2 separate regions of the Homo sapiens genome follow, and region 2 is linked to region 1. A link is a loop called in an ENCODE intact Hi-C map of the cell type or tissue named here. Cell type or tissue: breast epithelium. All regions are shown on one strand.

The links. Peaks named below come from ENCODE experiments on the same cell type or tissue, not always from the same donor. Only the 100,000 strongest peaks of a DNase experiment are listed, where the experiment ranks them.
Region 2: it touches region 1 in a loop (13-fold over the local background); 1 of 110 quality-filtered maps calls a loop at or near these places.

The regions. Positions count from the first base shown.
Region 1 is chr9:136,495,968-136,498,467 of GRCh38, reverse strand. NOTCH1 (notch receptor 1) reads left to right here. Exons shown (of 34, transcript NM_017617.5): 34 at 910-2,500. The coding sequence ends at 2,397. Among named protein-coding and RNA genes, the nearest start is that of C9orf163, 14 kb to the right of the region's middle. RefSeq lists an enhancer at 1-328. In breast epithelium, no CTCF peak of the experiment used is centred here; no DNase peak of the experiment used is centred here.
Region 2 is chr9:137,204,150-137,206,649 of GRCh38, reverse strand. TMEM203 (transmembrane protein 203) reads left to right here and starts at 1,002. Exons shown (of 1, transcript NM_053045.2): 1 at 1,002-2,500. The coding sequence starts at 1,236. The coding sequence ends at 1,646. NDOR1 (NADPH dependent diflavin oxidoreductase 1) reads right to left here and starts at 950. Exons shown (of 14, transcript NM_014434.4): 1 at 738-950; 2 at 341-418. The coding sequence starts at 872. RefSeq lists a silencer at 987-1,246. In breast epithelium, no CTCF peak of the experiment used is centred here; a DNase peak (open chromatin) is centred at 969; H3K4me3 peaks cover 2,500 bases; H3K27ac peaks cover 1,111 bases.

The sequences.
Region 1 (2,500 bases):
CGTGGCGGCAGCTCCCTGCGGGGCGGGGCCTCTTGGTGTGTTCACCAAGGCCAAGGACCTCAAGGCTCAGAGGAAGAAGTCTCAGGACTATATCCAAGGGGAGCCACCCCCAGCCCTCATCCTGGCCCTGCAGCTCCTGGCCCTGCAGCTGCTGTTGGTTTCCCCTGGGTGCTCAGGGCACAGGTGCAGACACCCCCACCTCCCTGCCGCCAGAACCCCCACCCCCGCCCCCAACTCCTGCTGCCCCCTTGGCATGTCAGGCTCAGGCGTCTCTCCCTCCTGGGTGAGGGCACACAGCGGGCCTGGGCACCGGGGCATGTTGGCCCAGGCGCTCCCCAGTCCGTGGCAGCATGGCCCCACAGAGACTGGGCCCCAGAGGGCATCAAGGCCTGGGAAGCCCCTTCCCACTCCCACACAGCAGCCTCACCCAGACCTGTGACGTGTCCACCGCACAGAGGAGACCCCAGGAAGGAGCTTGGTGGCCACCAGGGTGGCTTGATGGCCGTCCAGATGACGAGCTCCCTCCCTGGTGCCCTCGCCGGTGCCTCTGAACCGCTCCAGGAATTTCCTTTTGTGCCTTATTGGGGGCAGGGAAGAGGGCCTGCAGTTGGTTAGATTTTCAGTGGGGTCTGTGACCCCCCCATAGAGGTGGAGCCCCGCTGATCTAGGGTAGAGGACTGCACAGATCCCCTCTCTGGGTGGGTTTCAGAAGATGTATCAAAGCCTTAACATTTAACAAGAGTCAGGCTAGGTGGTTGCAGGACGCTGGGGTGGGGTCCTGAGGAGCAGCCTGCCTGCCCCCACCCCGCGGAGGAGGTTGTACTGCTGCTTCCTCTGGTGATGGAACCTTGGGGAGGGTCCCCACGCCTGGCCTGGCCCCCCTCACCGGCCCCCGCCCTCATCCCCCAGGAGGAGACACCCCTGTTTCTGGCCGCCCGGGAGGGCAGCTACGAGACCGCCAAGGTGCTGCTGGACCACTTTGCCAACCGGGACATCACGGATCATATGGACCGCCTGCCGCGCGACATCGCACAGGAGCGCATGCATCACGACATCGTGAGGCTGCTGGACGAGTACAACCTGGTGCGCAGCCCGCAGCTGCACGGAGCCCCGCTGGGGGGCACGCCCACCCTGTCGCCCCCGCTCTGCTCGCCCAACGGCTACCTGGGCAGCCTCAAGCCCGGCGTGCAGGGCAAGAAGGTCCGCAAGCCCAGCAGCAAAGGCCTGGCCTGTGGAAGCAAGGAGGCCAAGGACCTCAAGGCACGGAGGAAGAAGTCCCAGGACGGCAAGGGCTGCCTGCTGGACAGCTCCGGCATGCTCTCGCCCGTGGACTCCCTGGAGTCACCCCATGGCTACCTGTCAGACGTGGCCTCGCCGCCACTGCTGCCCTCCCCGTTCCAGCAGTCTCCGTCCGTGCCCCTCAACCACCTGCCTGGGATGCCCGACACCCACCTGGGCATCGGGCACCTGAACGTGGCGGCCAAGCCCGAGATGGCGGCGCTGGGTGGGGGCGGCCGGCTGGCCTTTGAGACTGGCCCACCTCGTCTCTCCCACCTGCCTGTGGCCTCTGGCACCAGCACCGTCCTGGGCTCCAGCAGCGGAGGGGCCCTGAATTTCACTGTGGGCGGGTCCACCAGTTTGAATGGTCAATGCGAGTGGCTGTCCCGGCTGCAGAGCGGCATGGTGCCGAACCAATACAACCCTCTGCGGGGGAGTGTGGCACCAGGCCCCCTGAGCACACAGGCCCCCTCCCTGCAGCATGGCATGGTAGGCCCGCTGCACAGTAGCCTTGCTGCCAGCGCCCTGTCCCAGATGATGAGCTACCAGGGCCTGCCCAGCACCCGGCTGGCCACCCAGCCTCACCTGGTGCAGACCCAGCAGGTGCAGCCACAAAACTTACAGATGCAGCAGCAGAACCTGCAGCCAGCAAACATCCAGCAGCAGCAAAGCCTGCAGCCGCCACCACCACCACCACAGCCGCACCTTGGCGTGAGCTCAGCAGCCAGCGGCCACCTGGGCCGGAGCTTCCTGAGTGGAGAGCCGAGCCAGGCAGACGTGCAGCCACTGGGCCCCAGCAGCCTGGCGGTGCACACTATTCTGCCCCAGGAGAGCCCCGCCCTGCCCACGTCGCTGCCATCCTCGCTGGTCCCACCCGTGACCGCAGCCCAGTTCCTGACGCCCCCCTCGCAGCACAGCTACTCCTCGCCTGTGGACAACACCCCCAGCCACCAGCTACAGGTGCCTGAGCACCCCTTCCTCACCCCGTCCCCTGAGTCCCCTGACCAGTGGTCCAGCTCGTCCCCGCATTCCAACGTCTCCGACTGGTCCGAGGGCGTCTCCAGCCCTCCCACCAGCATGCAGTCCCAGATCGCCCGCATTCCGGAGGCCTTCAAGTAAACGGCGCGCCCCACGAGACCCCGGCTTCCTTTCCCAAGCCTTCGGGCGTCTGTGTGCGCTCTGTGGATGCCAGGGCCGACCAGAGGAGCCTTTTTAAAACACA
Region 2 (2,500 bases), 710 kb before region 1:
ATAGAATATGTGCTTAAAAGATGGTCAGAGAATTCAGCAACGTTCCCTGAGGGTCATACAGTCTAGAAATACACACAAGACCCAGACTAGATGCACATATAGATAGCCCTGGAAAAATAAGAAAGGTTAAAACGGATAATAAGGCTATTTGGTGGCTACGACGAGTTTATTAGAGAGGGCAACCGGAGCCCCCAGCCCCACTCACGGACGTTCTCTCAAATCCACCTCTGAAGGTGCATGAGATAAAGGAGAGCTATTTACTGCACCTAGACGCCAGGCAATGAAAACGGGGTGAGGGTCGAGGGCAGGGATCTGAGGAGCCACATCAGGCCAGCCTTACCTTCATGTTGTCAGGGGGGTCTCCTTGGCCTGTAGTTGCACAAACAAATATCACCAGGGGCTCGTTAATCAGATTCACCTCAACAAAAAGACACACACACGTAAGACCTCCGGCTGTAAGGACCGGGCGTCCTTCCCAAAACTTGACCCCCTTCTCCTTTACTCAGGCTGACAGGGCAGAGGGATTTATGTGAGCAGCCAGACCGTCTTCTCTTTCAGGTTCCAACCTCCTCCAGGTGCTAAACTGAACTCCCCTTCCCAAACCTCCTTCCCTAAATCCGCCATAAGGGAAAGACCCGCTCTCAGAGAAAATGCGACGCCTTTTGGGTCGATGACCCCGCGAGGCGGGCACGCCAGGCCTGCTCGTCCCCCACGCCGAGGCCCTAGCGAGCCCTCACCACCGGGTAGGAGTCCAGGGCCTGCACCCGGCAGCCAAGCCGCCGGCGCCGGGCCTCGCGACCCAGTCTCTCCGACACATCCTGAGCCGTGCCTGTCTGGCTGCCGAAGAGCACCAGAAGCTGCGGGCTCGGCATCGGGGTGCGCCCGGTGGTCTGGTCTGAGACTAAAAACTAGAAGGCAGTTCCCGCCGGCCGGGTTGCAGGGACCGCTCCGCCTTCCGCCTTCCGCCGTCGACCGGAAGTGACGCACTAGGGACGCGCCCTGTGGGGGCATGGCGTCCGATCGAGGCGGGCGTTCACGGGCGGCCAGGGTTGAGTCCCGGGTCGGGGCCGGGGGATTGCCGGCGCATCAGGGCCGAGGGCTGGGGCTGGCGGGGCCGCTCGCTGCCTCTCGCTCGCAGCAGCGGCGGCAGGCGCGGGCGAGGGCCACGGGGAGAGGAGACGCAGCCCCGCGGGTGGCACGCTCGGCCGGGCCCCGGCCCGCGCTCAACGGGCGCGATGCTCTTCTCGCTCCGGGAGCTGGTGCAGTGGCTAGGCTTCGCCACCTTCGAGATCTTCGTGCACCTGCTGGCCCTGTTGGTGTTCTCTGTGCTGCTGGCACTGCGTGTGGATGGCCTGGTCCCGGGCCTCTCCTGGTGGAACGTGTTCGTGCCTTTCTTCGCCGCTGACGGGCTCAGCACCTACTTCACCACCATCGTGTCCGTGCGCCTCTTCCAGGATGGAGAGAAGCGGCTGGCGGTGCTCCGCCTTTTCTGGGTACTTACGGTCCTGAGTCTCAAGTTCGTCTTCGAGATGCTGTTGTGCCAGAAGCTGGCGGAGCAGACTCGGGAGCTCTGGTTCGGCCTCATTACGTCCCCGCTCTTCATTCTCCTGCAGCTGCTCATGATCCGCGCCTGTCGGGTCAACTAGCCTCACCGAGGTGCCGGAGAGGGAGCGCTGGACAACTAGAATGTTGACCTCGAGCCGAGGCCCTACTTGCAGCGCACCGGAGGAGAGGCTCTCTAGTCTGAAGGCACCGCCGGCTTGCGCCGAGCTGAGTGCCGGGTTTCCCTATTCCAATCCTGTTTGAAATGGTTTCTTCAGCAGGGCTTAAAAGAGCAGCCTTCATCCTGAAAATGTATTTCCTTTTGTTTAATGCTTTGAGTAGATAATCCTGAATTGAGGTCATGAGGAGGCCCCCCAGGCCAGACAGTCCTGAACCCCTCTGACACTTGGAAACTGAATATAAGTAAAATGTCCAGGTGGACTCTGAGTATTTCCTGTGGATCCTGGGAAAGTACTGTTGCACAAAGGCTGCAAAGCTGGACTCAGGAATGTCCTCCAACCAGCAGCGCTGACCTAAGAGCTCCCTGTGCCGTCTATCCAGACCAGACTTCGGTAGATGCCTTTGTTAGATCTATCACATGTAAACGAGCTTGTATCTCCTTCCCTGTGCCACGAGAGAGATTGGCTTTTTATTCCAGTCTAGGCAGAGACAGAAGAATGTTGAATAAGAGCACGATTAGAGTCCTGTCTGGTTATCTGTTGCCCAAGAAAAGAACTCTGCTGTCCAGGCACTGCTTGGCTTACTATCCCAGCAAAGACTGCAGTTTTGTGGACTTTTGACCACCTTGGGCTGGCACTCTTAGCACACCTGAGACAGATTTAAGCCTCCCTAAGAGACTGAAGAGAGGAACAGGTGTCAGATACTCATAGGCACTGAGATCTACAAATGGGAAGCTTGTGAGTGGCCCATCTTTGTTGGCCTACGAACTTTGGTTTGA